4 separate regions of the Mus musculus genome follow, and all the other regions are linked to region 1. Evidence: chromatin loops called from intact Hi-C (ENCODE). Cell type or tissue: heart. All regions are shown on one strand. Region 1 overlaps Scp2 (sterol carrier protein 2, liver). Region 2 holds the start of Coa7 (cytochrome c oxidase assembly factor 7). Region 3 holds the start of Czib (CXXC motif containing zinc binding protein). Region 4 holds the start of Zyg11b (zyg-ll family member B, cell cycle regulator).

Evidence for each region. Hi-C counts contacts between places; a loop is a spot of excess contacts. Peaks named below come from ENCODE experiments on the same cell type or tissue, not always from the same donor. Only the 100,000 strongest peaks of a DNase experiment are listed, where the experiment ranks them.
Region 2: a loop joins it to region 1, with 2.5 times the contacts of the local background. A loop is called at or near these places in 4 of 42 quality-filtered maps.
Region 3: a loop joins it to region 1, with 2.4 times the contacts of the local background. A loop is called at or near these places in 3 of 42 quality-filtered maps.
Region 4: a loop joins it to region 1, with 2.4 times the contacts of the local background. A loop is called at or near these places in 2 of 42 quality-filtered maps.

What each region holds. Positions count from the first base shown.
Region 1 is chr4:108,066,871-108,074,870 of GRCm38, reverse strand. It overlaps Scp2 (sterol carrier protein 2, liver), which reads left to right. Exons shown (of 16, transcript NM_011327.4): 11 at 408-515; 12 at 3,461-3,614. Among named protein-coding and RNA genes, the nearest start is that of Mir6397, 16 kb to the left of the region's middle. In heart, CTCF peaks have their summits at 3,270 and 3,479; a DNase peak (open chromatin) is centred at 3,460; H3K4me3 peaks cover 1,476 bases; H3K27ac peaks cover 1,358 bases.
Region 2 is chr4:108,323,702-108,331,701 of GRCm38, reverse strand. Coa7 (cytochrome c oxidase assembly factor 7) reads right to left here and starts at 3,550. Exons shown (of 3, transcript NM_027250.4): 1 at 3,412-3,550. The coding sequence starts at 3,517. In heart, CTCF peaks have their summits at 3,772 and 4,530 (motif pointing right); a DNase peak (open chromatin) is centred at 3,381; H3K4me3 peaks cover 1,873 bases; H3K27ac peaks cover 1,687 bases.
Region 3 is chr4:107,888,519-107,896,518 of GRCm38, reverse strand. It overlaps Czib (CXXC motif containing zinc binding protein), which reads right to left and starts at 6,693. Exons shown (of 8, transcript NM_001347160.1): 1 at 6,623-6,693; 2 at 6,317-6,400; 3 at 4,998-5,054; 4 at 4,483-4,564; 5 at 4,266-4,297; 6 at 3,108-3,185; 7 at 1,581-1,646. The coding sequence starts at 6,628. In heart, a CTCF peak has its summit at 3,698 (motif pointing left); DNase peaks (open chromatin) are centred at 6,358 and 6,668; H3K4me3 peaks cover 2,235 bases; H3K27ac peaks cover 1,876 bases.
Region 4 is chr4:108,296,949-108,304,948 of GRCm38, reverse strand. It overlaps Zyg11b (zyg-ll family member B, cell cycle regulator), which reads left to right and starts at 3,859. Exons shown (of 14, transcript NM_001033634.3): 1 at 3,859-4,058. The coding sequence starts at 4,029. In heart, a CTCF peak has its summit at 3,979; a DNase peak (open chromatin) is centred at 3,848; H3K4me3 peaks cover 2,211 bases; H3K27ac peaks cover 1,662 bases.

The DNA of each region.
Region 1 (8,000 bases):
AAAAATATATATATCACACAGTTTTACAACTGAAACAAGAGAAAAAATAGATGCCATTTTGGAAAATTAAAACTTTTGAAACCATAATTTTTAGTTAAAATGTTACAGAATATTTATTTTGACCACATCAGTTCTTTTCTGCCTCTCTGTTACAGTCAGGGCAATTTGGAAACCACAGGGCTATTAGGAACTACCAAGTGCTTATTTCATGCAATCCATTCTTGAAAGATAAGCCTTTATGTCTCAATATTATTACTCAACACTTAGAAGCATTTGCAACACTTAATTAAGTGCTTAAGAAATGTTTATATTAAGAAATCCTTGGCTATGTGGAAGAATTAAACAATCATGCCATCTGCCCAATGTTATATTTTAACATTTGTGAATATTAACTTTTTCTTCCACAGGACAAGGTGGAACCCTGGTGGACAGAGGGGACAACACTTACGGAGGAAAGTGGGTCATCAACCCTAGTGGAGGCCTCATCTCAAAGGGACACCCACTGGGCGCAACAGGTGACAATGCATTCTTGTCAGAATTATACTTTAGGCCCTAATCTGTTGTTTTTTGGTTTTGTTTTGTTTTGTTTTTGTGAACGTATATGTGCACATTCATGTTCCATGGCACACAAGTGAGAGAACTGGCTCTCTCTTTCTAATTTTATGCAAGCCTGGGGATAAAACTCGGGTCACCCAGCATGGTGGCACATGTCTTTATCTGCTGAGCCATCTTTCTGACCACTGTTTTCATTGTCTGAGACAACCCAGTCCCAGGTTGACCTATATGAATCACTATATGATTCAGGACGACCTTAAACTTAAAGCAGTCCCCCTACCTGCCCCTCCCAAGTGCTGGGATGATAGGTGTGAGCCACCATGAGTGGCTGAAGTCTGTGATTTCAGTGTGCTTGCATTCTTTGAACTCAGATGGTGACGGGTTTTTAATGCTTTTTAACTGCAGTCATTTGATTTCTCGTTAGCTGCAGTGCACTTAGCTAACAAGATGTTTCCTAACAGAGAGCTTACTAGAGTCACCAGGTAAGATGGTTCCAGATGAACACATTGTGTGTTGTTGGATGCCTCCTTAGCACTGCATGGAACTCATTTTCTCTCGAGAAAACTGGACTAGGAATTCTGAAATTAAAATTTTACTATGGCTTCACTGCCCACTGGAAATTAATCACTTTGACTGTTAAATCTTTAGCTAAAAAAATTGACATCTTCTGTATTGGAGTTTCTAAGGTAACTTAGTGGTAAAACTCTGTGGTTTATTTCTGTAAAGACAGATGGTATTGTATAGATGATTGTGTTTCTTCTTTATCTTATCGTGTCTTATTGATTAGTGGACTATTTTAAGTTCTTGCAGTTTTACAATAGAGAAGTTATAATTAACAATCTACTTATTAGTTAACTTTATTGTATTTCTACTTAAGATTCAAAATTTCAGCGGGGCTTGGTGATGCACATCTTTAATTCCAGCAGTCAGGAGACAGAGGCTGAAGGATCTCTGTGAGTCAGTTGAAGCCAGCCTAGTCTACAGAGTGAGTTCCACAACAGCCAGGGCTGTTTCCAAAAACCAACAATAAACGACACCAATGAAACACTCAAGATTTCATAAGCTTATAATGCAGTAGAAAATAGAAGAGCTAGATGTTGTGTTGGGGGAGGAGGAAGGAAGGCAGTGTGTCAGGGTACGGGTGCTGTTGCTTTACGGTAGGATACTGTGCTTGACTTGTTTAGGATATAGAAGGCCCTGGGTACCAAAGTCTTCCAGAAAAAAGATAAATGAGGGTTGGGCCAGGCGGACAGACTGAGCACACCAGCTAGCTGCAGTGTGTGCACTGCCTTGCTGCTGTGTTCTTCTTTTGTTTCTTCTTTGGTTCATTTATTATCATTTAAGAAATGATATAAAATAAATTTATATCATTTATTCATTTCTCTCTTCTATGGAACCATTTCTCTATGAAAGTCTGTCACAGATGCTCAGGGGTGTGATGGAAGCATCTTCCATTTGCCAGAGTCTGCCCTCCAGGGTTGTCACACCCTCATATTTAATTTAAGTCTTTTGCAAGATTTATTTTAATTTCACTTATGTATTTATTTTATTCATTTGTTTGTTTATTCAAGACAGGGCTTCTCTGTGTAGCCCTGGCTGTTCTGGAACTCACTCTGTAGATCAAGATGGCCTCAAACATAGATTTGCCTGCCTCTGCCTCCTGAGTGCTGGGGTTAAAAGCATGTCTCCCCCCAACCCCACCTTGGTTTATTTTTAATTATGTGTGAGTGTGTATATTTACCATCAAGATATAAAGGTCAGCTGGGCACTGGTAGTGCATGCTTTTAATCTGAGCACTTTGGGGAGGCAGGCAGATCTCTGTGAGTTCTAGGCCAGCCTGGTCTACAGAACTAGTTCCAGGACAGACAAGGCTACACAGAGGGGTAGAGGTGGGAGGGACTACATGTCTTTATTGAACCTTTAGAGATATCTTGCTGTGTAGAGATATCATTTCTGTGGCTCATAGGCACCACAGGTGATTAGGTCTGTTGATCCTGGCCCTCCTCCCACTTCCAGCTTGCATAGCATAGCACCTTCTGGTACTATGAAAGCTAGGCCCCAGGAGGCTTTTGGATTAGTTCCAGCTCGACTTCTCGAGTCCTGTGTTCAAGTGTGTGTGCTATCTTTCGCAATAGACACTTACCTTTGACTTCTGGGATGAAATCAAGCTTGATCTCCCTGGACCAAACAATTCATGCATGGCACAGGGCTTTTTATTAGATAGTCTGTGGCTCCTGGAACGGGCACTATTACCCCAAGTGGTATGGCATCACTTAAACAAAGTGTATATACATATGTATGTATGCAAATACACTTATATGTATTACATGTATTTTAAGTAAATATAAAATAAGAATTCCTTATGACTACTTCAAATATTTTTAGTGTTGTAGATCATTCCCTACGCCCACCTCATTTTCCCACTTCATATCACAAGCATCTTGAGTTCAATTTGATCTCATTGCTTTTTCAAAATGTCCCATCTCAAAATTTTCTTTCACTTTTTATTTTATTTTATTTATTTATTTATTTGAGACAGAATCTTGCTGTGGCATTGGCTGTCCTGGAACTCAAACTGTAGACCAGGCTGGCCTTGAACTCTCAAGAGATCCGCCTGCCTGTCTTCTGAGTGCAGGGTTTAAAAGTGTGCACCACTAGACACTGTGTTTTCCATTTCAACACACCCGGAAAAAAATGGGTTGAAAATGCAAGTGTTGATTTCCTGAACTCGAGTCTTTCTTAAATGCTAATTCTCTTAGCGTGGGAACTAGCTGTGAATCTTGGGCTTTAAGCTCTGCAGGCGTGCGTGGCTTTGGCGGGAAGTCCCAACTAGCGGCTCGCTGGCGCGGGTGGGCGGAGTCTGCGCTCTAACGCGGCCCGGGACGCTCTGTGCTCGACTCGCCAGGTCTGGCTCAGTGCGCGGAGCTCTGCTGGCAGCTGAGAGGCGAAGCCGGAAAGAGGCAGGTTCCCGGGGCAAAGGTGGCTCTGCAGCACAATCTAGGCCTCGGAGGAGCTGTGGTTGTCACCCTCTACAGGATGGGTTTTCCCGAAGCTGCCAGGTAAGTGACATTCTAAGTTCTGTCACTTTTGTCCTCATGCTTTACAATAAGTGACGCTTGCATATTAAAAAAAACAAACAACAACAACAACAACAAAAACCAAACCCCAACCACATATTAAGCATTTAAGGGAAAGTATGACATAACTTCGTTAACGTGGTTTTAAAAGTTAAGACTTAGTTTTTAAGCCGAGACAACCTTAGGAAAATTTGTTCAGAAAGAGGCAGCGAAGCCAGGAGTGCTGGCCCACAAGCCTGCGGAATGTAGACTAGTCACCTTTTGCTTGCCTTTCTCACAGTTGGCTTTCTCCTTGGCTTCTGGCTGCTGTCAGAGAAAGCCACCAACTACATGTGCCATTGGAACCTGGAAAATGTGTTTCTGAATCAAGCCCTCGTTGCTGTTGGAATTCCAGGGGCTTGCTTGCTTCCTGTCTTTGCAGTCTCTGCCTCTGTCGTTACCTCTTGTCCCAGCCTTCTGGGATTCCTGTTTTCCTTGCAGCCTCTCCGGGTTCTCTTCCTCCTTTTCCAAGGCCCAGCGTTCCTCTGTGTGCGTGGTTTCCAACCACCTGTACTAGCTACTATGTATACCCTCTTGAATCTTCCTAGCATTCCCTCCACTGGCTCCTTGCCCCTGTTATCTTACACCAGAGAATCTTTCTTAGTCCACAAAATCTTTTTTTCCTCTTGCTTTAATTATTCTCTTTCATGATGAGCCTTTCGCAGTGAACCACCTCAGGGTCTGTTTGGAGGTCTGGTGTGTTCTGAGTTGATTATCCTTGGCTAGCTATGTCTTTCCTCCTTTAACCACCCTGTAACTTTTTAACACGAATGTGCTCCTTTTCTCTTGAAATTCCTGGTGATTACTTAATCGTTTTCTTATACAGTTTGTCCTACAAAGGATAGGGGCCACTATCTACTATATAGTCTTTAACTTTTACAAACTTCGGGATGGTTTTTCCTCTCTCTGGTCTCACTCTTCTTTTTCTGCCCAGAATTTTGTTTTTGTTTCAAACATTAAGATAACATCTTAAACTTAAGAGTTTCTTCTTTCAAATACCCATGCTCTTTTGCAGTCCTTAGAGGGCTCATCTTGTTTCTTCCTCAATCTGATTCATCAGTTCTATGCTGATGACCCTGGAACACCATGCAGTTCACACTTGAGATGAAACCCCTTAGGGGAAAAATAATCAAGCTATGAAAAGCCAACACAGTCAGTATAATTGTCATAGATATTTCGTTTTCTTTAGAGTAAAATTAGGAAGTTTGTCCACAGCCTTTTTTTTTTTTTTTAAGCAGTCTCACACCTTAGACCAGACCAGGCTAGCTTTGTATTAGAGGCAGTGAGTTTCTTGCTTCACCATTTTAGTATGTGCCTGCAAGTTCTCACATGTAAAAGGTGCAATGTATAATTTCCACCATAGGTGAGGTCCACAATGATTCTATGACCCGCTTCCCTAGTCCTTTGGTTCTTTTTCTCTCTGCTGAGACAGGGTCTCACTATGTAACACTGTCCTGGAACTCTGTGTGAACCAGGCTGGCCTCAAACTCATGAATCCACCTGCGTCTGCCTCCCAAGTCCTGGGATTAAAAGCATTCGCCCAGCCAGCTCTTTATTTCTTTGTGTAGGTTTCCAGCAGCCCTTACTCTGCCCATCTTGCAACCCCTGCTCTGTTTGCTGCCTCTGTAGTTTGCCAGTGAGATCATAAAAAGGCAAATTATAGAGGCACTCTTAATTTTAGCTCCCATTGATGATATTCTGCTCTAAGGAAGAAATTTCCCTCCTTTTCCTGTCTTTAAGTGTATTCATATACACTGCATGAAGTCACAAGGCCTTATTTTATCCTTGAGATCACAGTCCTTTAGTATCAATTATTTTGTTGCAGTGACTGCCCCTGGTTTGGCCAGTGGGGACCCTCTCAAGGTGACCCTGTGTCCCCGAGTCTGTGTAGGCCTTCCTTTCTCTCTTTTCTGGCTCGAGAAGTTACTCCAATCTCTTCTTCCACTTTGTTTTTACAGTTTTTAGTATTTATGTGCTTTTGGGCTTGGCTATGCAGTAAGTGAAGGCACCAGCCCCCCCCCCCCCCCAAGCTGGGATTACATAGGTGGTTCTAAGCTGCCTGATGTGGGAACCACATCTGGGTCCATGTCCGCAGCCCCTCTTGTCCTTTCTATGGCCCATGCCTAGCCCCGTCATTTCTCCAAGGAGTCTTGGTTTCCTTTAGTGGAAAGTGATGCTGAGACACCCACCATACATGGCTGCTGGCTAGCTCATCCTTGCCACTGCCAGGCCTTCTCAGGAGACACATATGTGAATTATATTAGTTTAGCTTGTTTTTAAGTAGAAACTTAGGGGTAATATTAGGTGGCTTATGTGTTGTTAATACTCACCACTGGTTTTTAGCAGTTAGAGCAGGAATTTAGAAAACTAGTTAAGCACCATTTGTAGATGGTGTCACTTTTGTTTTGTGGGGTTTTATTTATTTATTTATTTATTTATTGGTGGTTGTTTTCCAGGCAAAGAGGGAGAGGTGACCAGAAAGAGCAGCCTTCTAAGTTTTTGATCACACTACCTGTTAACCTTTTCATCACTTAGGAAATATTGAAAGCATTCACTTTAGAGTTCAGAAAACTACTGGAGTGCACCCACCCTACCCTGCAGCCGCTGGACGAACTGTGAATTTCTTCCCCAGTGGATTTGCCCTTCTTCTTTGCTGTGCCTCTAGTTCAGGCCTCTGGTTAAGTGGTTGAAATGGTCTTATTGAATTCTGGTATCACTCAGGAGTTTGGGAAAAGTGACCTTGACTTTTTAGTATAACCTGGGAAATACCCCTTGACACAGTCCACAGCTTGGTTAAGGGGCATCTATTGCATTCCCATCATATCCCAGAGAGGTTTCTTGTAACACCCAGGCTTCCAGTTGTCCGTCCTGTCATATGGGCTCATCTGCCAGCTCTGAGGTCAAAGGGACTTGCTGATTGTCTGGGAACTTTGCTCCCCAGTGTTTGCATGCATTTCATAACCCTCTCTAATCAGAACAGGTGATAATTTTAAAACATTTTCACTCTCCTCCGCCCCTCAACCCCCAACACATAGCCTAAGTGCTTTCACTTCCAGTCTGTCCCACTGGTAGTTTGACAACTGCACACAAACTCCCTGTCTCTGGATTTGCCTACTCTGCATATTTCATATAAAGGAAGTCAAATGGCATTATTCTTTCATGACTGGCTTCTTTGGTTGAACGTGTTATTTTCAAAGGCTGAATACTACCCCATTTGCATGAAAGCTCCCCTCTCCATACCCTCGACCTCACTGTCTTTTATGAGCAGTCCTCCTGGGTGTGATACCTCACAATTTGGTTCACATCTCCTCAGTAGCTAATCATTTTCTGAACACCATTTCCTCTTATTCCCGCTTATTCGCAATCTGTGTGTCATCCTTGGAGAACTGTCCCTCTGTCAGTGCCTTTAGTAACGGAAAAACTGGGTTATTGAGTTGTAAAAGTTCTTTAACAACCAGATCCCCTCCCTCCATTTTCTTTGTTTCGGTGGGGTTTTGCAGTGTAGTCCAGGAAGGCCTTATCCACCTGCTTCTGACTCCCGAGTGGTTTTACAGGCATGAGCCACCATGCCTAGTCCAACCACCACTTTCTGAAGGCTTGGTATGTGCCTTGAACACACTAGGTGCTTTGGCTTGCTGGGTATTAAACCCAGGGGGTTGTGTGCTAGGAAGGTGCCCCAGCACCGAGCAGCGCTTCCCCATCTAAAACCCCGCATACCGTGAAGTACCAACTCTGAAGATATGTGGGTGATCAGCTAACCAAGCTAGGTGTTAGCTGGTTCCTGTTTCATGACTTCTCTGCACTCCCAGTCTGTGACACCACCGATACAGAGCTGAGGGCCTTACAGTGAAACTTCCCTCTTACCTAGTGGGAATCCAAACACAGACGAGAATGTTCTTTAGTCTGTAAGCCCTTTCCAGCATTAATGGTGGTAGATTTAGTCCAGTAAACTTGTGTTTACCAAATTCAAGTAAAAACCAATTACAATTTAATTTCTACTAGAATTTTGTATCTAGAGTTGTAAGAATTTAGGCATTGTTGTATGCAGGTGCCTGTATTATAAGAATTTGGGAGGCCGAGGGGAAGAGCACTGGAACCAACCTGGCTAACTCAGCCTGACAAACCAAAGCAAACGATAAAACAAAAAGAAAGCAGCAGAAATATTTTTTGTGTGTGTGAGATATATCTCAGTTTATGTTATTATTCAGTTTCTTTTAAACAGGACATGTATCAAGTGACTTGCAAGGAAGGATGCTCAGAAAATATTGACAGCATTTTTCATGTTTATTTTTTCCTGCTCTGGATGAAAAGTTGGTTAATCTGTAGCGT
Region 2 (8,000 bases), 260 kb before region 1:
TTGAAAACACACACACACACACACACACACACACACACACACACACACACACACCAGCTCATGTATAAAGGTATATGACACATTCAGAGCTGCTGGGAATATTGTCATTTGCCCTTTTGATATTTATACGCTTAAGCCAGGCATGCAAGTGCACATCTATGGTGCCTGCACTCCCAAGGTGGAGACGTGATAAGGAGTTCAAAGTCACCCTTCACAACCTTGTGAAAGAGAACCATTCAGGCAGGCTAGGAAAGGAGGAGATACATTAAAGAAATGCAGTGTTTTCAAACACTAAGTTATAACTGAAATAGAACAGCCTGATGAGAAAGTTCATTGTATGTCTTATGGTTAAGACAGTTTGGGCACCAAGGAAGGTCCCACGGAGGACTGTGACAGCTGAGCTGAAGAGAGCACAGGATACATAAGGACTAAGGAGTTGAAGGTGTCACTCCATGCATGACAAGGCAAAGTACAAGGCCCTGGGTGGCTCCATCCCTATCGAATCAAGACAAAGAAATGGAGAGAGTCCAGAAACAGGTGGAAGGGGAAATAAACACGGCACAAATGTGGTAGAAGGAGGCCAAGATAAGGCGGTATGGGTTAGGGAGGCAAGAACCTCAAACACATGAAGAAATTAGAGCTGCGCCTCTCTCCACAATGGGCATGTTACTACAGACCATAACGCACAAAGGGTTCTTAGGAGTAGGAAAGCGGGGCTGGAGGAGTGGAACTCAGTGACATAGTCCTTGCCTAGAGCTCGGGAGGCCCTTGGTTTAATCCCAGTCCCCACAATGGAAAACCACACAAGTAAGCTACCGACTGAGAAATCTCTTCAAGAGAAGGGAAGTGATTAAGATTCACTTTGCATTTTAAAAAACATTGAGCGGGCATCCCAGCACTTGGGAGGCAGAGGCAGGCGGATTTCTGAGTTCGAGGCCAGCCTGGTCTACAGAGTGAGTTCCAGGACAGCCAGGGCTATACAGAGAAACCCTGTCTCAAAAAAACAAAACAAAACAAAACAAAAAAACAAACAACAAAAAAAAATTGCATAAGAGCATATGTTTGCACCAAGAATAATAACAATAATTGATGTTATTTTTGTTTGTTTAATTTGAGGCAGGGTCTTAAATAACCTAGGCTGGACCAGAACTCACTATGTAGCTAAGGATGTCCCTGATCCTGTTGCTCTACCTCCCTGAGTGCTGGGATCTCATGCTAAGCATGTGCATATGCAGTCTGAGCCAGGCCTAGTACTCAGTCAGGGCCTCAGGTACACTAGGTGAGTGCTCTTCCAACCAACCTACAACCCCAGCCCATGGCCAGTGCTCACAGGGCTCTCCTGCACTCCCTGCTCCACATGTCCTTCATGTAACTCATATCAACTACCACAAACTCCTCAAACATGCCTACAGAGTCAGGTCTAAATTCCTTGCTTAGAAAGGCAGGGTACACTGTAGTCCGGGCTCCCTGAACAAACTTAATCTGGAACTGGAGCTAGAGCCCAGTGGTAGAAAACTTCCCCGCTACACTCAGAAGCCCTGGCTTTGTGCCTCAGGACTGCAAAACAGACATTAATTTGACTTGATTCTGAGCAATCCTTAATTCACCTTCCAAAAGAGCTCTCTGTTCCCCAACCTCTCCCGCACTGACTACACAGCTGGCCTCTGTGGACTATGCCCAACCACCCTGGTCCTCAGAGACCACAGAAGGTCAATTCCTCTGAAATTTCTCTTCAATTGGGACATGGACTAGCTCCCAAAGAATAATCTTAGCCGGGCGTGGTAGTGCACACCTTTAGTCCCAGCACTCGGGAGGCAGAGGCAGGCAGACTTCTGAGTTCGAGGCCAGACTGGTCAGCAGAGTGAGTTCCAGGACAGCCAGGGCTATACAGAGAAACCCTGTCTCGAAAAAACAAACAAACAAACAAACAAACAAACAGAATAATCCTGGGTTCCTTATCCAGAGTCACACTATAGTGGACTAATTTCAAGAAACAGAAAGTCATTTCTTGGGAACTAGACTGTAAGCTACTGGAAAGGAGGGCCAGAGCCATTTTCATTCTTTTCCCTTAATTAAAACAATAGGAAAACAACCTACAGACACTGGACACTTGTTTGGGCACTGGTCACTCATACACTCCACCTCCTCACTGCACATAAGAGTCCATTTCTGGGGCTGGTGAGATGGCTCAGTGGTTAAGGAAACCGACTACTCTTCCAAAGGTCCTGAGTTCAAATCCCAGCAACCACATGGTGGCTCACAACCATCTGTAATGAAATCTGATGCTCTCTTCTGGAGTGTCTGAAGACAGCTACAGTGTACTTACATATAATAAATAAATAAATATAGTCAATTTCTGACCTTTTATTACCTCTGCCTGGCAAAGACTTACAATGGTTCCTTTCCTCCTTCAAAGCTTTATTCAAAAGCCATGTCATTGGGCAGTGCCCTTCACTCAGTTCTTTTTATCACATTTCACTTACCTTAAAAAAACTTTTTTTTCCCTCGAAAAAACTAAAACAAAAAAAAAATTTTTTTTTAAAATTTTGTGCTGGATGGTGGCAGCCCACACCTTCTAGCACTTGAGAAACAGAAGCTTGCAGATATCTTAGTTTCAGGCTAGCCTGATCAACAGAAGGACAGTCAGGACTACACAAAGAATAACACCTCAACAAATTAATTAATTTATTAATTTGTTAACAGGCCTGTGGCTCATGCCAAAAACTCAGAAGATAGAGGAAGCAGTTCTGAGTCCAAGGCTAGCGTGGCCTACACTGTAAGTTCTAGGCCAGTCAAGGCTACATAATGACAGTCTCAAAAAAAAAAAGATTTAATTTTTATTATTTTAAATTATGGATGTGTGTATACGAGCATGTGGTGTGGTGGCAGCAGAGGCCAGAGGCATTGGATCTCCTAGAACTTTAAATGGGCTCCTAATTACTGGACCACCACTCCAATCTCCCTCTCCAATTCTTTTTTTGGGCCGGGTTTTGCTATGTAGTTCAGGCTAGTCCTTAACTCCTGAGTTCTAAGTGATCCTCCTTCCTCAGCCTCCCGAACGCTAGAATTACAGGTGCAAGATGCCAACCAATTCTGGCTCGCATTTACTACTAGCATATATTTCATTTATTTCCTGCATGTTAAATGATTCCCTCAAAGACATGTACACCGAGGTTCTACTTCACCCTCACACCTCCAGTCCTAGCACCCTAAACTTGACTACACAGCATCTAGCCTGAGGGCTCCGCCCTCCGCTGCAGGCCCCGCCCCCGATGCACTACAACTTCCCGCCCACAGGCCCGTAGTGACCCTGACCCGGTCCTTAGGCGTCCTCGGCCCGCCACGTGACCACGACTGCACCCCACGCTCGCTCCCCTCCCCTATGTCCCAGGCTGCGCAGTTGGCGCTCACCCTCCGGGTCCTTCTCGCGGTAGCATTGGTAGTGACACTCCACCTCCATGTTCTCCAGGAAGGACTTCACCTGCTCCTCGTCCTGGAAGTCAACCAAGCCCGCCATGATTCCGACTCCCACAAATCGCTTTGTGGCTCCACCCTCAGTTACGTGAGCCAGCCCAGGGGCGGGGCATGCCGGCGGCGTGCGTGACGTCAGCGCTCCTCAGTACGGGGGCGGGTTGGAAGGAAGGAGACGATTACCGCTTCCCATCATCCTTTGCGGTGGTAGCTCCCCACCCCCCCCACCCCTCCAGGCTTTTATTCTTCTTTTTGGACAGCCCTCTCCCAGGTTTCTGCGTCGGTTTATCTGAGGCCATACTGCCCCTTAATGGTTTTCTCCCTGTAGTCTGGATCAGCCAGACATTCTTCAGTTCCGGTTCTAAAGCCGACACAGCCGGGAGCTCAGGTCCCAGCCTTACCAAAGCTTACAGCGTTGGGCTGCAGCTCACCACCAAGTACTCTGAAGCATCGTAAAACAGAACTTGAAATCTATTCCGAAAGCATTCGTTCATTTGGGTGGCAAGCATTTTGAATACCTTGTGTGTCCCAAATATGGCCGGAAAAACCGAAATAAATAAATCTGTGCAATTGCCACGGGATGCCCTTATCTCTATATTCTTTGTAGACCCATCAAAATCATCCATATTAATATGACTGCGAGTTATGATTAGAACACATCAGTGGTCGGGATTATAGTGACAACATGGTCACTATAATAGTTTTAGAACAGCAGCATGGCGGATTGAAGCCAAGGAACACTATGAAGTCATATGATGCAACAGATCTTACCGAAGAGGTTTATTGGGGCAAGGAGAAAGGGAAAGGCCGATTGGGAATGGACTCATGGTTTTAAAAGCAGTTCCATGACACATCTTTCACAGGATAGCACAAGCTCTGCGTTACTCCAGAGCCTCTGGCTAAAACTGACTTTTATGTATGGCTTCTCCTGTTTTTCCTTTGATAGAATCTCACTTTGAGACAATCCTCCCCCCTCAGCCTACTGAGTACTGTTGCAGATACAAGCTCCCACATCCACCTATCCGTGTTCTTTTTATCTTGTTTATATCTGTAATCACTAGAGGGAGCCCTTAGAATACATGGTCCAGGATGAGAAGGCCTGACCTTTACTTTGGAGCCTCCCTCCTTAACCTACTCCTACTGGATACATCTAGAAGCTTACTTGCTTTGTTCTGTATAACTGAGACAGGCTGACTCCATGACAGGCTTCACATTGGCAGTTCAGGAGACTAGACATAAATCTCTGTTTCCAAGAACTGAGCAAGCCCAGGCCTCAGAAGAGGCCACACCACCTGGCCTCCAGGAGTTCCAGGATAGCTTGGAAAACAGTAAGCCATTATTAAAAAAAAATAATAATAATATTTAGGCTGAAGAAGTAGCTCATCTGTTGGAGAACTTGCCTGGTCCCTTGGGTTCAGTCTTCATCATGTCCTAAAACAGGCATGGTGCAATCCTAGCACTTGTTGAGGTAGAGGCAAGGGGGGTCAGGGTTCAAGGTCATTCTCAGTTGCATACCAAGTTCTAGGCCAGCCAGAGAAACTTCTTCTCTTCTCTTCTCTTCTCTTCTCTTCTCTTCTCTTCTCTTCCCTTCCCTTCCCTTCCCTTCCCTTCCCTTCCCTCCCCTCCCCTCCCCTCTCCTCCCCTCCCCTCCCCTCCCCTCCTGTCCCCTCTTCTCTTCTTATCCTTTCTTCTTCTTCTTCTTCTTCTTCTTCTTCTTCTTCTTCTTCTTCTTCTTCTTCTTCTTCTTCTTCTTCTCTCTCTCTCTCTCTCTCTCTCTCTCTCTCTCATTTTCCAGACAGGGTTTCTCCGTAGTCCGGCTGTCCCAGAACTCACTCTGTAGCCCAGGCTTTCCTTGAACGCAGAAATCTGCCTATCTGCCTATCCGCCTGCCTCTGCATCTGAATGCTGGGATAAAGGTATGTATCACCATGCCTAGTTGAGACCCTTGTGTTCAAAATTAATTTCAGTCAGGCATAGTGGCATATGTTTATATTCAGGTGGCTGGGACAGGAAGATAGTTGTGTGTTAAAGGCCAACCTGGGCTACATAACAAGATTGCCTTTGTTGGGGACCAGGAACCACCATAAAAACACTGTTCTCAGTTAAGCAAAAACAGTTTATTGAATGAATACCCCAAAATTGGACATTCAGGGCCACAAAAAGGACTCGGGAACCTAATTTTGTGGTACTAGTGTATTCTCAGGAAAGGCTTATAAAGGAAACACACACTGAGCTCATATGTAGGCGTAGGAAGTGCTGCCCAGTGGTCAGCTCTGACTCAAGCCATTTTAGACATAACAGTTCATATTGACCTTTGATTTTTATGGGTCCGACGTAAAGCTTTGTGGAATTTCTTAAGATTAACATACCACATACAGAACATACAGGGTATATGATTAGCCCAAACTTGAGTCAGGTTATTTTTCTGTGTCCGTGACTGGCAGGCATTTTATAGCAATAATATGAAATAGTTGGTAGGCATGAAACAAAATGGCTACATACATGTTGGTGGAGGGCAGACCTCAACACCTTAAGTAAGAAACTAAACCTAGGGCTGGTGAGATGGCTCAGTGGGTAAGAGCACCCGACTGCTCTTTCGAAGGTCCAGAGTTCAAATCCCAGCAACCACATGGTGGCTCACAACCATCCGTAACAAGATCTGACTCCCTCTTCTGGAGTGTCTGAAGACAGCTACAGTGTACTTACATATAATAATAAATAAATCTTTAAAAAAAAAAAAGAAACTAAACCTAAAAAAATAAAGTTAAATAAATTAAACTCTGGGAACCGATAGTTACTGAGTAGTGTGTTTGCTTAGCAGATGCAAGGCTTTGATTAGCTCTCCACCCCTCTAAAGCAAAAAATACGCATGAAGGAAAATACACAGAACTCTTGATAATAGTTCCTGTGAGTTAGCACAGAGTGTGAGAATAGTGTACAGGAATTCAATGTTTGTGTCTGTGTTCCATGTTTCTTTCTTTCTTTTTTTTTTTTAAGATTTATTTATTTATTATATGTAAGTACACTGTAGCTGTCTTCAGACACACCAGAAGAGGGCATCAGATCTCATTACAGGTGGTTGTGAGCCACCATGTGGTTGCTGGGATTTGAACTCGGGACCTTCAGAAGAGCAGTCGGCACTCTTAACCACTGAACCATCTCCCAGCCCCCCATGCTTATTTCTTATTCAGATTCTGTACTTGGGCTGGGGATATAGCTTACCTAGCTGAGTATTCACTAACACCCTGGAAGGTGTTCAGTCTCCAGCCCCGAATAAAGTGGGCACAGCACAGACGCATGCACTGGTGACAGAGGCAGGAGGACCAGAGGCTTGTGGTCATCCTCGGACATATGAGACTCTATCTAAAATCAGGTTATGGGGGCTGGAGAGATAGCTCAGTGATCAAGAGCACTAACTGCTCTTCCAGGGGGCCAGGGTTCGATTCCCAGCAACCACATGGCAGTTCCCACCTGTCTGTAACTCCTGTTGCAGGGAATCTGACCCCTTCACAAAGACAAAAATGCAGGCAAAATACCAATGCACTTAAAATAAAAGTAATAAAAAATCAGGTTACCTTTTTTTTTAGATTTATTTATTTATTATATGTAAGTACACTGTTGCTGTCTTCAGACACACCAGAAGAGGGCGTCAGATCTCGTTATGGATGGTTGTGAGCCACCATGTGGTTGCTGGGATTTGAACTCCGGACCTTTGGAAGAGCAGTCGGGTGCTCTTACCCACTGAGCCATCTCACCAGCCCCCAGGTTACCTTTATAAGCAGAATAAAATTAGTAAGAGCACTTGCTAAAACCATGCCATTGGGACTGGAGAGATGGCTCAGTGGTTATGAACATTTGTGGCTGAAGAAAGGTTCCATCACGAATAGTTAAGTCCACATCCCAACACCTACACTGGGCAGCTCGAGAGCCTCCTGTACTCCAGCTCCATGAGACTCAGTGCCCTCGTCTGACCTCATCAGGCACTGGCGCTTGTCTGCATACATCACACACATGTACAAGCATGCAAGAAGTGAAAAGAATAGATATATCTTTTTTTAAATGCCCTTCCTTCCTTCCTTCCTTCCTTCCTTCCTTCCTTCTTCCCTTCTTCCCTTCCTTCCTTCCTTCCTTCCTTCCTTCCTTCTTTCCTTCCTTCTTCCCTTCTTCCCTTCCTTCCTTCCTTCCTTCCTTCCTTCCTTCCTTCCTTCCTTCCTTCTTACTTCCCTTCCTTCCTTCCTTCCCTCCTTCCCTCCTTCCTCTCTTTCTTTCTTTACTTCTTTCTTCTGGTCTGGTTCTGTTTGTTTTTCGAGACAGAGTTTTCCTGTGTAGCCCTGGCTGTCCTGGAATTCATTCTGTAGACCAGGCTGGCCTACAATCAGGAGTTCTACTGACTCTGCCTCCCAAGTGCTGAGATCAAAGGAGTCCACCGCTAGGGCCCAGCTCAGTCGTTTCCTTCCTCTTTTCCTTAATGTGTGTGGTTGTTTTGAATGCAAGGAGGTCTATGCACCACCACCCGTGTGCCTGGCACC
Region 3 (8,000 bases), 180 kb after region 1:
AGGTAAATAGAATGAGCCGGTGTTCTTCCTTCCCAGCTAGAGCAATAGACTCATCTATCTACAGGGTTGAATCAATACTACAGTGATCACTGCAAACACTTCAGCTACTGTTCCTAGAGAAACAGAGTTAGCTTCTCATAAGCATCTGGTCACACAACTTTCATCAACCAGTAAACACCTCTGCTTCATAGGTTTGTTTAAGAGTAGCATATTTACTATATTTATATTGCTCAGCCAGCAGCACTGTGACGTGGGCCTAAATGAAGCTTATCTACTGTGCACTTTCCATGTCAGGCACACCAGCCTTCCTGCATGCATAACCATGGGATCGCCTGGTGGTGACCATGCTGGAGGAATTGCAGTCAGCAATGAAGCTTATGGAGTTCGGGTGACCGTTCAGCAGAGCAGCCATGGGTGTTCCTTGGAGAGGCAGAGGCCCGATGGTGCTCAGAGTGCCTCTTGCTGCTGCTGCTAGGCCTGATCATGCTTCATACTTGGATGTTCTTCTTGTGTTTGTGGTAGTGTGGTTATTTTGTGGGAGAGTCCCACCCCTCTCTGGGCAGTTTACCTGTAGCACTTAAGTGCGATGACGGTCTCCCCAGGACAGTGCTGTTTAGATGGGTTAAAGACTCAGCTGAACTTTCTGAGAATAGTTTAAAGATACAAGTGGCCAGGGCTGCTTATGAGGGATCTAGAGAAGATTGCAATAAAACTAAAAAAAAAAAAAAAACAAAAAAAACTTTTTCCAGCTGGATGTGAGATTTACAGGAGTAGGAAATAAGAACAGGGAAATTTCGGGCATTGCTAGCCCACGTGTCTTGCCTGTGAGAGCCAGGCCAATGATCAAAAAAGCAATTATGTTTCTGTAACTAAGGTTACTGAGTCTCCTGTCATGTAGCTTACAGACATATTTACAGGTTTTTGGTATGCACCTGGAGAAAACAGTTGTAAGAGGAAAACACATGAGCCTGTTGGGAGTGAAAGAGAAGGAAAGTAGATGGTTAGCAAGGTCAGCTCAGCAAGGCTTTGTAGACTAGAACAAAAACACCAGTCGGCCACACGGTACCACAAACTGCTGCCAGCCAGGACAAGAAAACTGGCTGAAATATACTTTGACTGCATAAACTTTGTTAATCAATAATAAAAGCATTACTGCTTTGGGATAAAGATGTGATTATGGTAGGAAAGATGGTGGGGGCGAATGTTTAACTACATGTGGGCTTCTGGGGAAATTTGTTTTCTGAAATATGTGACTTATTATGTAGTGATTTCTGTGTAAAGACTTCTGTTATGAGTAGTATATGAGGAATAAGAGAAAAAATAACATTAGCGAGAACAGGAGGAAATACAAGCTTGCTTCAACCATAACACGTCTATGCATCATCTTACTGCCACCTTCACAGGTCCTCCTCAGAACCCTGGCCTGCTAGAGCTGGACTCTAGCCACTGCCCTTAAACATTATATTTATGGCCATTTCCATAGCAGAATCACCAACCAAAGGCACAAACATCTGGAGCTAACGCAGAAAAGAATTCCCACCAGGTACCATGGAACACCTTACAGGCTCCCCAAGTCTCACCTTTTCTTGCAGATTAATGTCACTGAAGACTGTCCCTGACTCCACACCGTCAGCAGCAAACCCAGCCTGCAGGAGACAGGAAGGCAGCAGGGAGGGTGGGGGAAAGAAGGAGCCTGTGAGGACCGGCCCAGGGCTGCTCTTCCTAGCAAAGCCCTCAAGGCAACCTCAGAACAACAGCTGCTCCCGAAAATCTCGGGTTCCCAACTTACTCGGCACTGCTGTGGTATCTAAATTACAGCCCTGGCCCAGAAGACTGCCTTGGTTTCCTTTCTGTTGCTGTGATAAGCAGCAGGACTCAAAAGCAACTTGGGAGAGCAAGGGTTAACTTTTCATACAGCCCATTATCCAGGGACACAAAGGCAGGATCCTACAGGTAGGAACTAGAGCAGAGGCCATCTAGGAAGAGTGCCTCCTGGCTTGCTCAGCTATTTTTCTTTCCCATCCTTTCCCCAATTCATTCATTCTCTCATATTCTCTTTCTTTCCCTCCCTCCCTCCTTCTCTCCTCCCTCTCTCCCTCCCCCGTACGCCCTCTCTTGAGACAGTGTCTCACTATGTAGTTCTGGTTGACCTGGAACTTACTATGTAAACCAGGCTGGTTTTGAGCTCACAGAGATCCACCTGCCTCTGCCCCTCAAGTGCTGGGATTAAAGGTGTGTAACCATGTCTAGCCTCAGCTATTTTTCTTATATAGCAATTGGGACCGTTCTCCAGTTGAGGGTCCCTACTCAGGTGGTTCTAGTTTGTGTTATCAAAAAACCAAGTTAAAGGCCGGAGTGGGGGTAAGCTCTCCCATCACTCTATCTGCTCAAGGACCTGGGTATGCACCCCACTCCCTCTCTGAACCTTAGTTTGTGGGGTATTTATTTGGTGAGACAGGGTCTCTCTGATATATCTGGCATTCCTGGAACTTGCTATGTACACTGGGTTGTCTTTGAACTCAATAGAAATCCACCTGCCTCAGCCTCTTGAGTGCTGGGATTATAGGTGGAATGCACTATGCCTGGCTCTGAACCTGGGTTTTATTTGTTTTTTGAGACAGGTCCTCAGGGATTCCAGGCTGGCCTTAAACTTTTTATCTGTGATTTTGTTTATGAGATGGGGATGCCGATACCATCTTTTCTAACTTACCCCACAGATTTACTGTGAGTAAAAATGTACAAACAAGAGGATGAGCACTGACTATAAGATTCAGACAGACCTGGGTTCAAATCCAGCCCCTGCTTACTAACGGACTCTGGCACACTACAGTCTCTGAAGTTCCCTTGTCTAAAGACTAGGATGAATCACTGTTTAGGTTACAGTGAGGATGAAATGAAGTAGCACAGAAAGGTGATGGGCATGGAACACAGCACACAGTAGGCATTTCATACGTGACAGTTACTATTCATAGACTTCCTGATTTGTGTTGTAGCTCAGTGCTAGAACAAGAAGGGAAAAGCAAGATGGAGAATTCCTATTTCAGTCTCTGTAAGAAGCAAAGTTCGCTTGCTTCATCCCCACCCCAGAGAGCCTTAAAGCCACATACCTGGGGCTGGAAGTCAACTGGTTCAAGGCCCCGGCACTCAAACTCCACTATCGTCTTGAACTTCTCATTGTCTTCAGCCTGGAAAGGAAGTGTATTGAGGAGGCAGGACCAATGGAGACCACCTCCTCCAATGCCCTCTGCCCTTTCTACCTTGTGGGCCCTAACTACACCACTGAGCCTAGAACAGGACCCAGAACAAGTTAGCCCTTTATAAAAACAAAACGCCTGTCTTGGGTACTGCTCCAGAGAGGACCTCTGTAGACACAGGTTGTGCAGAAGAGTGAGGATCCTTGGTCAACCTTCCTGCATGTCAGCAGAGCAGAGGAAACCCGGCCTACTTACTGTAAGGATCTGAATCATGCACTGAGAGCCAAGCACTGGGTCAATGAATGGTAAGTGACCAAGAAGACAAGAATGCTAAGTTACAAGGGCTCTAGACCGTCCACATGGTCCCAGTAAGCACACCATGGCCTTTGGATAACCAGCCACCATGTCAGGCTGGAGAGATGGCTCAGAGGTTCAATTTCCAGTGGTTGTTAGAGATGGTAGCTCATAACTATCTATAATGAGATCTGGTGCCCTCTTCTGGCCTATAGGCATACATGCAGGCAAAATGCTGTATACATAGAAACCCTGTCTCAAAAAACCAAATAAACAAACAAACAAACAAACAAACAAACAAAACAGAAACCAAACATCCACCATGTCATGAGGAAGGCTGGGTGTATGGAGAGCGCACCTCTTGGGAGGTGGATAGCCAGGAGCCCTGCCTACCTCACCCCTGGGCTCAGACTGCCCAGACTGTCATCCTGTGTACTTTTAGGAGGAAACTGCAGTATTACCCAGTGGATGATGTGGATATGGTGGACAAAAGATACGGAGCAAGTGAGCACTGAGTTGGTGCATGAGAGAGTAAATACGCAGGAGACGTGGTGTCAAGTACCTGGCCTCTCAGCATTCAGGAGGCTGAAACAGGAGTATGAGTTTGAGCCAAGCCTGGGCTACCTAGTGAGACCTAGTCTTAAGCAAAACAAAGAGTTAAATACATGGGACCATGTCCAGGGGCAGGCCACTCTGATGCAGCTACTCTCGACCCCACTCCTAGCCATCAGTTCAGATTTAATCCCACCATCCCTGACACTACAGCAGGAAACTTACGTTGTAAGCCTTGATGGTGCTGCTCAAAATGTCTGAAATATAAAAAGGAAAAGTTGACTTGAATCTCTACCCAGACTCCACTCAGGTGCCCAGACACAGCCTGGGAAAGAGAGAGACCTGCACAGGTTTTAGTATTTCACACCTAGGTCCACCCCTTGACAACACAAGCCTGCTTCCAGTCACCCTGGAAGAGCCTGGTAGGCAGCACCCGACCTACCAATAGAGTTTTCCCGTGCACATAGCTTGCACTTCTGGACCATGGAGGCACTGCCTCGGCCTCCTTTCAGCGCCACGCTGTCCTGACAAGAAGCAAACAGAATTTCTAGTCATGTAACAGCTAGACGTAAGGGTCCCAGAGAGATCTCATCCCACCACCTCATCCAGTGGAACAGACTAAGACCACAGAAGTGAGTCACTTGCTGACAAGTGACAAGAGGGTTGAGGAGAGCTCAGTAGTAGAGCATGCTCAGTAGAGTAGTAGTAGAGATATGCAAAGCCCTGGATTCAATCCCCTGGGTGGGGCAGAAGCCTAAGGAGTCTTCCCCTGGTTGAGAAAAAAAGTCCCTCTTGATTTTGAACTCTGCCTCAAAGATGTCTGTTGTTCCCTGCGAGGGTCACATTGGTGCTCTCTCAACACCTGCCGTGCCCCCCCCCCCAAGTGGCTAAAGGAAAGAAAGATGAAATCCAATTTCCCCAATTTTCTGCCCAGGAGCATGTGGTAGGGACCATTACCATCAGCCGGATGTATTGCCACTTCTCTGAAATCTCACCACAGTTGCCACATTTCATCTTGGGGAAGGAAAAGAGTATTATTAGTTGAGCAGGTAGCTTCCTTAGACACAGGGGAAGGGGAAGCACGGTGTAAGGCCAGCTCATAGCCTACTGCCTTCTCTTAATTTATCTTAGATGCACTCTCACTGTGTAGCCCAAATGTGTTTGAACCTGAGATCTTCCTGCCTCTGCTTTCCAAGTACTGGGATACAAGTGAGTGCCTCTAGACCCATCCTATCTTCTAGGGGATTCTTACAGCATCCAATAGGGACATGAGCCGATTTATCTCCAAGTAAGAACAAGGTGTTTCTGATGTTGGCACCCCTGCCCTCCTCTAGAATCTGTGCCATTTGGCTGGGGACTCCAGGTTGTCTCAAGCCCCCAGCAACTCTGCTGGTTGGTTCTGTGCTTAGGGGTCCTGAGTCTGGGGTTAACGGGTTGTCATTTTGTTTCTGTTTCTCTCTCCTTTGTTATTCTGTGTTTCTTCAAGTCAAAGTTCTTCAGATGGGCCCTGGAACTCCTGCTCCAAACATTTTGAAATAGGAGCTGTGGGTGCGATGGTGTTGCACTTGTCTAGTGCTGGGGCGGGGGTGGCGGAATAAGAGTGATCAGTTATGGCTTTGGTTGGGTATGTGAGGCACTGAGATAGACTAGGAGAATAAAGCACAGCCTGGGACGATGAAGGGTGTCACACTGTTTGGGCCTCTAGGGCAGGGTACCTACCCAGTTTACTAGCACTGTGTGAGGTCAAAGGGTGGCCAACTTTCCCAATAAGTAAAGCCAGCAAATAAAACAAGGTGGGTTTATTCACTATATTAAGTAAGCACAGGGTCCCTTCAAATGATATTTTGTTCCGTGTATGTTTATAAACTAAGAGCTGGAAGGATTTCACATCAGGAGAGTGCTAGCGTGAGGCCCCAAATTCAGATATACCCGCCAGAACAGAAGAGGGATAAAACCACAAAACTCCACCGTGTGAGGAGGCCGAACATCTGTAATCCTAGTAAGAAGATCAGGAGTTCAAAGTCATCCCTCGCTACATAAAGAGCGCAAGGCCAGCCTAGATTACATAAGACTAACGTTTAATCAATAAAAATAAAATCTAAAATTCCATCCTGAAGATCTCACTTAGATGCCTGGTTAAGCACCTCAGACCCGGTGGAACTTTTAGAAAAGCTCCCAGTTCAACACTGTGATCAAGGCTGGGCCCTGAGCCCTAAGATGCCCCACTGCCTCCGGATGCTCCTCCCTTCCCTAGAGGAACCCGCCTTCCGTCGCACCTTCAGGTACCACCGGAAGTCCTCGCCCACTGGCCGAAGGTTCGTGACGTTCTCCAGCGTGGCTTTGAGCTGCAGTGCGATTTTCTGAGAAGAGGGCGGGACACGCTGAGTGCAAGGCCTCGTCCGCTCAGCTGCGTGCCACGCCCCACCCCGCCCCTCCCGACTCAAGCCCCGCCACCCGAGCCTCACGCCTTCCATTCTCTCCTGCTCTGAGCTCGCCACTCTGAGCCCCTCGCCGCCTCGGACCCATCTCTCACTGGGCTACTACCAGACGGGATGCCCCAATGGCGACTAGCCTCTCCTTACCCCCATAGCTGCCGGTCCACGTTAAGTCGCTGCGACAGCTGCTTTCCGACCCGTCGTAAAAGGCCGGCGTCGCCGCGCAGCCTCAGTGCGGGTGGGCGGGGAGCGGGGCGTTAGTGAGTGGTACTGTAGGCTGGCGTTTTCTAGCTTGTCCCTCCTTAACCTGCCGGGCTCGGCTGTTTTCGGTAGGTTTGCTGGAACCGATGTAAACGCAAATGCCAGAGATGGTTCCTGATTCTCAATCTGTGCCTTCACTGAGCAGGCAAGATAGTCGGGCTGGAAACCTCTGCCAGACCTCTCTAGGCTCTCGGTTCTCTATCCGACTTCTCACTACCTGTGGTCCTGAGGCTCAGATTACGCTGCAGCCTCCCAGATGATGGGTAGTCGCCCTCTAAACTGCCCACTGGATGTACACGATTTGATGCTGCGACTTTTCCCACAGGGTTGCCCTGTGTCCATGTCCTCGTGGTAGCTATGCCTGAACAGAGCTGACTTTCCCCCACCTTAGTCATATATTTAACCGACACTGCAGGAGCTGGGAGCACCAACATTCGAAAACATGCCCCATTTTTATTTTTTAGAGACAGGGTTTCTCTGTGTAATTATAGCCCTGGCTCTCCTAGACTCGCTTTGTAGACCTGGCTGGCCTCGAACTCAAAAGAGATCCACCTGCCTCTGCCTCTCGAATGCTGGGATTAAAGGCGTGTGTCACCATGCTTGGCTCCCACTTTTATGGCCCAGTCTTTTTAAATTTTATTTTGGTTTTGGCAGGTAGTATGTATGTGCTCCACATGCATGCAGCTCCCACCAAGGCTAAAAGAGGGCACCATAAATAACCCTCTTGTACCCTCCCCCCCCTCAGCCTGAAACCTGGCTGAACAGGTTTCACTGATAGCACGAAGAGAGCATGGGGGGGGGGGTTGGAGCCTGCCACCTTATCGTTCTACCACTCCCACTGCTACTGCCTGCCGCCTAGCAGTTCCGGAGTTAATCAAGTTGTCACCTGAAACTGGACTCCAAGGATGATTTGGCGGGAATGGGTTCCTTCCCCTTCTTCATAAACCAGTGCCTGGGAATAGTAAAATTGAACCTTGAGCAGACTAGTTGTCTTGGTTCCATTCTCTCTCCCGCCGCCTAGCTCCCTCTTCTCTTCCAGATTCCAAGATGCCTCCCAGGCTAGAACCCAGACATGTGAGCCGGCCGCAACACTCTGTGACACACTGATAGAGCCACCCTATGGATGTTAGGAACAGAAATGAGGTCATCTACTACAGCAGCAAGTTCTCTTAACCGCTGAGCCATCCCCCTGCCTGTTGGACACCACCAGACTGGTCTTTAAGTGTCTCAGAAGTCTGGCATCCTGACATGTCACATATTAATG
Region 4 (8,000 bases), 230 kb before region 1:
AGAAGAGGGAGCAAGATCTCATTATGGATGGTTGTGAGCCACCATGTAGTTGCTGGGATTTGAACTCAGGATGTTCAGAAGAGCAGTCAGTGCTCTTAACTGCTGATCCATCTCTCCAGCTCCCTCATTTGTATTTTTAAGAGTCAAGGGGCTAAGGTCATGTTGGGATAATCTAGAGGGAACCTGGAGTAAATGACTGAATTGATATGCAAATAAAAGACTGGACTTTTGGTCAGCATGATGGGAGGTAGCAGAGATTGATAGCAGTTCTTTTTTCAGAATGTTTTCTATCAAGAGCTGAGCTGTTTGAAAATCTCTGGAGAATGAACATATTTCTCTTTAAGATTAAAAAAAAAAAAAAAAAACAAGCCGGGCGTGGTGGTGCATGCCTTTAATCCCAGCACTCGGGAGGCAGAGGCAGGTGGATCTCTGAGTTCGAGGCCAGCCTGGTCTACAGAGTGAGTTCCAGGACAGCCAGGGCTATACAGAGAAACTCTGTCTCGAAAAACCAAAAAAAAAAAAAAAAAAAAACCAAACAGGATTTCTGATTTGGGTCAGAAAATCCATGAAGGGCGAACACAACTCTTTTAGAATTTTTCATAGAATTTTTTATAACTGGATTTCTGACCCTGGTTGGAAATCCCAAGAATTACTTAGAGAGCTAACACAGCTCTTTTAGAATCTTTTCTAGAAAACCCAAGAACTTTTTTCAGAGTAGCTTTTCTGATTTTGGTCAGAAAACCCATGAGCTACCCAGAGAGCTTTTAGAGTTTTTTCTGGCAAGAGAGAGGTGTTTCAGGAAAGATCTCTCTCAAGCAGACTACAGAGGAGTTATCTACAGAGAGCTGCTTAAGGGAGCCGTCTGGAGCAGACTACAAGGCTGCCAGCTTGCACCAAAGATTTCACTTCTAGTCAGTCTTTTGCTGCTCCCAAACACCCCTTTCTCAAGACCCCCAACCAAGCTGAGAGGAGGGATAGGGCTGGTGAGTACAGTGGTGGGTGCTTGCCGTACTTCTCAGCCTGCTGACCTGAGTTTGATCCCTGGGTTCCACATGATGAAGGAAGCCAGCTGTCAAAGGATATTCTCTGACTTCCATTCTCCATGTCACACACGTATGTACCTGTACACACACACACACACACACACACACACACACACACGGTGGAACACCATAAAGAAAGACACCTTATATTAACCTCTGGCTTTCACATGGGCATATGAACCTGCACACACCATATATATAAAGAAAAAACAGTGTAGTGATATACAATTTTAATTTCACTTTGGATGCAGAAGTAGATGGATCTCTGTGAGTTGGAGGCTTGCTTTGTCTTTATAGTGGGCTCCAGGTCAGCCAGAGCTAGTAAGACCCAACAAAACAAAACACCATCATGTGGGCTGGACATGCTCAGTGGTGGAACACTTGCCTAGCATGTCTGTCTGACCTGTCTAGGACTCAGTCCCGACATTCACACACACACACACACACACACACACACACACACACACACACACACACACACCTGATCTACAGTGTAGTTCAACTAATTTAAATTCATTCCTGTCTAGCTTGCTAATGAATGCCTCCTACTTTTCTAACTGCTGGCCTGGCTGCTTCCCCAGCAGTGTACCCCAAATACTTGCTGTTTCTCTTGGCCATGAGCTCATGAGCCATCTCTTTTCATGGCAGCTTCTTCTTCCTCTTCCTCCTTCTTTTATAAAAGAAATATTTATTTTATGTATATAAGCACATTGTAGCTGTCTTCAGACACACCAGAAGAGGGCACCTGATCAGTTTACAAGATGGTGTAAGCCACCATGTGGTTGCTGGGAATTGAACTCAGGGCCTCTGGAAGAACAGTCAGTGTTCCTAACCACTGAGCCATCTCTCCAGCACCCCCCTTCTTCCTTCTCCTTTTCTTCCTCCTCCTCCTCCTCCTTCTCTCTCTCTCTCTATGTCTCTCTCTCTGTCTCTCTCTGTCTGTCTCTTCCCTCTCATTCTTCTCCTCTCTCTCTCTCTCTCTCTCTCTCTCTCTCTCTCTCTCTCTCTCTCTCTCTCTCTGCAAACATCAATCAGCCAGGTAACTCAAAACTTGCCTACCTCTAATCCCTCCAGTAATTGGTTGTACCATTTTTACTTAACCAATAGCTTTAAGTTAAGGAACAAGGTTTGCACAACAAACGCTGGTAAATGAGAGAATTAGTACAGAATTTAGCATCACAATACACAGCCTCCCACCAAACAACCATCACTAGAGTAATCAAATCCACAGAGATTAAAAATCAGGACTATGCTAGCTTTGGGTGTGTCTCAGTAGTAGAGAGCTTGCATAGCGTGTGTGAGGTCATCAACTTAATACCCAGCACTGCTGCAACCTCCAACAAAAGGTAGCACAGTACTTGCCAAGGGACAGTGAGAAAGAATATAGGGATAGACATTCAGTTTTGCAAGAGCGGCAGAGTCTGAACAACTGAGGATGTTGCCCAAGAGGAGAACACTTGCACAGCATGTGCAAAGCCTTGTAGTTAATTCCCACTACCACAAACACGATGGAAACAATCAAGTGGCAGCCTTCTGGAGTGCCTGTTTGGCGATGGCTTCACCAGTACTTAATCCTGCCTGACCTGTATACTTGATAGTGATTAAAATGGAAGATGGTCCAGTGGCAAGAGGCTAGGGGGTTAGGTCTCCAGAAGTGTGCGCTCTGGAGAAACAGTGACACACTTCCTCTAACAAGGCTACTCTTCCTAGTATCACCAACCACCATGGGCCAGGCATTCAAACACAGGAGTCTATGGGGGCCATACCTATTCAAACCACCACAGCAGAGAAATGGAGAGTTGAAGCATACCTGGACTACATAGTGAAGGCTAGCCTGGGCTACAGAAAGGAAAAAGTATACAAGTGGAGTTATAGGTAGTCTGGAAGTCACTGTCAGTGATGGAAACTTATATAGATGTTCTGTTTTGTCCATTTACTTTGTCAGTGATTTGAAGGCAAAAATGATTAGTTAAATGAGCATGAAGAAGGAAATATCGGAGGCCTGAGAAGAGGGACTTGAAGTAGCTACCTAGAGGGTGGAAAAATATAGCATAGCTAAACACCATTTACATAAGATCAAAAGAAGGCAGCCAAGAGATGGCTCATCGGTTAAGAGCACTGACCCCTCTTCCTGAGTTCAAATCCCAGCAACCACATGGTGGCTCACAACCATCTGTAATGAGATCTGATGCCCTATTCTGTGCTGTCTGAAGACAGCTACAGTGTACTTGGATATAATAATAAATAAATCTTTAAAAAGAAAAAAGAAAAGCAGGTTAAAGAGGGAAAGCTCCATAGTCAAAATTGAGATTGTGGGGCCCGAGGATGTGACGCAGTAGCAGGCAGAATACTTGCCTAACATATGCTATGTGGAGGGACTCTTTCTCACAAAACAAAACGAAAACAACAGCAAAACAACATCATGTAACAGAATGCTAAAATCACTAAGAACGTTGACAACAAAAATTAATGACTAAAAAAAAAAATTAATGACTATGAATCAGAAGTTAAGTTTTGAAGAATGAGGGTAAGCGCTGCAGTCTTCTGGAGGTAAGATTTAAAGCTCTTCCAAACGGAAAGACTACAGCCTCGTCAGAGGGCGTTGGCCCCTTTAAGGGCTGGCGTTTGAGAATGGAGTCTACGCCGGGACGGGGCGGGGTCTTCAGGGGGCGGGACCACTTTGGGGCGGGGCGAGACATGCAAGGGAGAGAGGGGCGGGACTTCTAAGGGGCAGGGCGCGGTAGGCTCAGGGAGAGGGGCGGGACCTCGTGCGGGGGGGCGGGGCGCAGCAGGCGCGGCGAGCGAGGCGGAGTCTGTGTTTCGGTCAGGTTGCGGCAGCGGCTGCTGTAGTTCAGAAGAGCGAGGCCGAGGCCTGGGCCCAGCCCGGAGCCGCTGCCTGACCCGAGCCTCCTGGAGCCCCCGAGCCGGCTGATCTTAGCGGCGGGCTCGGGCTCCGCCTGCCACCGCACGCAGGACCGAGGCTGCATGCCGGAGGACCAGGCCCACGCAGCCATGGTGAGCTAGCGCGGCCTGCCCCCCACCCCCCGCAGGGTGGCCCGAGGACGCCGGGCAGCCGTCTCACCCTTCTTCCTGCACCCTCCCTCTGTCTCCTCCGGCTCGCGTTCCCCATCCACCAGTAGGAGCAAACCTCTTTGGGAGACATCCCTTAATCCCCCTTCTTTCCGGTGACACCCTTTTGTCCCCCGGTGACAGCCTCCTTCGCATTCTCCTCGTCCCCCCTTCCCTGTCTTTAACCCTCCCCTTTCTCCTCAACCATTTTAACCTTTCTCCTCTATGGTCGTTAGTCACCCCCACCCCCCACTTTTCCTTCCCACACTTTGCTTCCTTTCCCTCCTCGACCCTCTTCACCATTTTATCTCCGGCGCCCCCTCTTCCCCTTGGTCCTCGACCATCCGCATTTCCTCTGCCCCTTGTCGGATGTCCTCCGTCGCCGGCTCACACATCTGTCCCCATTTCCTTGTGCAGGTTTCAGAGGGCTAAGCAGGAGCAATTGGAAGGCAATTGCTACCCGGGAGCTGTTGGGCGGGTACATACAGATTAGTAACCTTTCTTTCTCCGTTCTGTTTTGGAGTGGGGAAGTGAGGGGAGATTGGCGGTATGGAAGAATAGTCTGGAAGCTTTACTACTTAGTGTCATTGCAAAAACCTGAGTGGGGTGTGTTACAGAGTACATCCTGTAGCCTTATGTGATTATCAGGCCTTTTGACAGAAATAGCCAAAAAGGGTTGTTACATTTTTATTTTGAATGTGTTTTCATGTGGAGTTACCGTTAGGGAAATTAAAAATCTTTTGTAATTTGCAGGCTTGACAGTTGTTGCTCAGAGCACATGATTTGTTTTTGTTAGGAGGCAGAGACCAAGGGCATTTGAGGTCTGAATATCAGCCTGGCAGTCAGATTGTGACAGTCTTTCGAATACCTTCCTCCGAAAGGTTGTATTTGTCCTGTCCTTTCTGTCCTTTCTTGGAGAAACCCTTTCTTTGCAAATTTTCCTCTGCTTCAAAATGGCTGTGACTACAGTCCCATTTTTAAGTGTTATCCGCGTTTTGCTGTGTATATATTGAAAGCATTGTTCTATCCTATACAAAATAAATGTTGATCTCTGGGAGGAAATAATACATTCTAGTCAAAAAGACTTGTTGATAATCATAAGTTCCTAGGTTGTATTTCCCTCCATCTGACTTTTAGGAAGGTAACCTACCGTCTGGTGTTTAACCGGGAAACACTCCCTCGCTCCCTGACTCTGCTGATCCTCCATTGTCTTTTCCCAGTGACTGCCTCTCACTTGTTCCACTGTTACTGTGTGCTGTTCTGTTCCTTCCCAAGGAGAGTCAGAGTCTGGAAACAACTGGGCCTTACTTAATTCCCTGAGTTCCCAGTGCCCAGGTCAGGTAGACTCTTGAATGGTTTGATTTATGATCTCATTTCCCCACCTGTCAAGTGCAGTCTTCCACTGAAATTTGAGGCACCTTGCAGACTACTCAGGGTGAGTTGAAGCGTCTTTTGGTGCAAAAAGGAGTAGAATAAGATGTAGTGATGATTCTTTTCAGACTAGAGAGCCATCCTGCTGGAGAAGGTACCAGGCTGTTAGACTTTTGGAAATGCAGGCCTTTCCACGGAGACTGAATGAGTTATTCAAAGGATGGGGAGTCAAAGGCGTGATTTGAGCTGGGCCTAAAAGATGAATAGAATTTATGTGGCTCATTTGGGAAAGAAGAAGAAAACTTCACTTTAAGTGTGACTGGGAAGAGATTTAAGATCGGCTGTGAAAGTCAGGTGCTCCTCTAGGCCCAGCACTGGGGAGGCAGAGACAGATGGATCCCTGGGGTCAGCCTAGTCTATAGAGTTCCAGAAGAGCCAGGGCTGCACAGAGAAACTGTTCTCTGGGGGAAAAAGATTTGTAGTGAAGGATGACATGTTTACTACCTGGAAGGATGGAAGAAATAGGAGGTGTAATAGCTTGTGTGGTGAGAAAGATACTGTCTTAGTCCATTTAGGTTGCTATAATAAAATACCATCAGCTGGCTAGCTAATAAACAGAAATTTTTATGAACTTTGGAGCATAGAAAATCCAGGGATAGGGACCACCACATTTATTGTTTGAAAGGGGCTGGCTGCCTTCCTTCCTTTCTTTTCTCCTCCTCCTCCTCTTCCTCCTCCTCTTCCTCTTCCTCTTCCTCTTCTTCTTCTTCTTCTTCTTCTTTGTGTGTGTGTCTGTGTCTGTGTGCACACGTGCAAGCTCGAGCACACTCATGCACATGTATATGCATGCATGCATGTGTATGTGTATGTGTGTGGAGGCCAGAGTTGGTTTTTTTTTTTTTTTTTTTTTAGCTTTTTGGATTTTTTAAAAAATATGAGTAATTTGCCTATGTATTGCCTATGTATATGATGTGTGCTACATGTGTGCCTGGTGCCTGCGGAGGTCAGAAGAGGGTGTCAGGTCCCTTGGAACTGGAGTTACATGCATGGTTGTAAGCCATCATTTGGGTATTGGGTATTGAGCCTTGGTTCTTTGAAAGAGCAGCAAGTGTGCTGAACTCCTTATTTATGTAATTTTCTGAGACAGGATCCTTTCCTGAGTCTAAAGCTTGTCCATTTGACTAGACTGGCCTGGTCAGTGCGCTCCAGGACTCTGCCTGTCCCTGCCTCCCAGCAACAGGGTCCCAGGCACACATTGCCATGTGACACATTGCCATACAGCATTTGTACTATTATTTCACCAACCCCTCCTTTTTTAAACCTCACTATGTAGTGGAGGACGGTCGTGAACAATCCATCTGCCTCAGCCTCTCTAGTGCTGAGATTTTGGATACATGCCACAATATCTGGTTTATGTAGAGCTGCATATTGAACCCAAACCCTTGTTCATATTAGGCAAGGACTCTGTCAGCAGAGACATCCTGAGTCCCCCTTTTTTGTTGAAGGTAGTCTTGTTACATAGCTCTAGCTTGTCGTGTACTACTGGCTGGTCTCAAACGGAAGGGTGTCTTACTGCCACAAGCCTCCTGAGTGCTGGCATGCATGCACCGCCATGCCCTGGTTCATAGACGACATGATTCCCCTGATTCTTCTGTGATGGAGGAGCAAGGCTGTTCCCTGGGCTTTCTTCTATATGAAAGCACTAGTCTCATTCAGACAGTTCTGTCTAGTTGATCTGACCACTTTTCTGAAGGCCCCTCCTCCTTATGCATCATCTTACAGGCTAGAATAGGTATTTAGCATATGAATTTGGAAGAAACATATTCAGACCATAGCAGATAATTGGGCATTATTGTGTTTTAAGCTTCATATTCAACTAACTAGAGTTGTTCTTGCTTGTTAAATATGTATACCAGTAAGTATGTGGGAAGGGTGAAGAGGGAGAATACTGGCCCATTTGAGCTGGAGATTACTTTTATGTTTTTCTTGCATAGTAGTTTAATATATTTAGTAAATAGTTAGATAATTGTTACAAAGCTTCATATATATTTTTCAAGTGTTATGGTGCATTTTGAATACTTGATATATTTAAGGCAGAGCTGACTGAATCAGGGAGGGTGTGCTGGGCTGGCTACCTCTCCTCTAGGGTTTGATTTTTGAAGTCTGGGGTTGAACCTGAGAGTTGTGTTTCTCTCAAGAACTCTTGCAATGCTGATACTTCAGATTTGAGATGCAGCCCTGACCTTTCACTCATCCAAGTGTTTCTGGAGTGCCATCTGACTGTGTTTGCATGGGGAATATGGTAGACTGCAAAACAGGTGTGGTCCCTGCCTTCTCATATCTTTATGTATGTAGAGCAGTTTTAAATGTGAATGGTTTTAGCATACTTAAAAATGTGCCACAGACTTGGTAGAATCATGGAATGTGATAGTCATTAGCGGCTTTGGAGACGATCCTTGTCTCAAGTAGAGAATTGAGGAATTAAATGATAAGAGTTGTGTTGTGAAGAGACCAGTG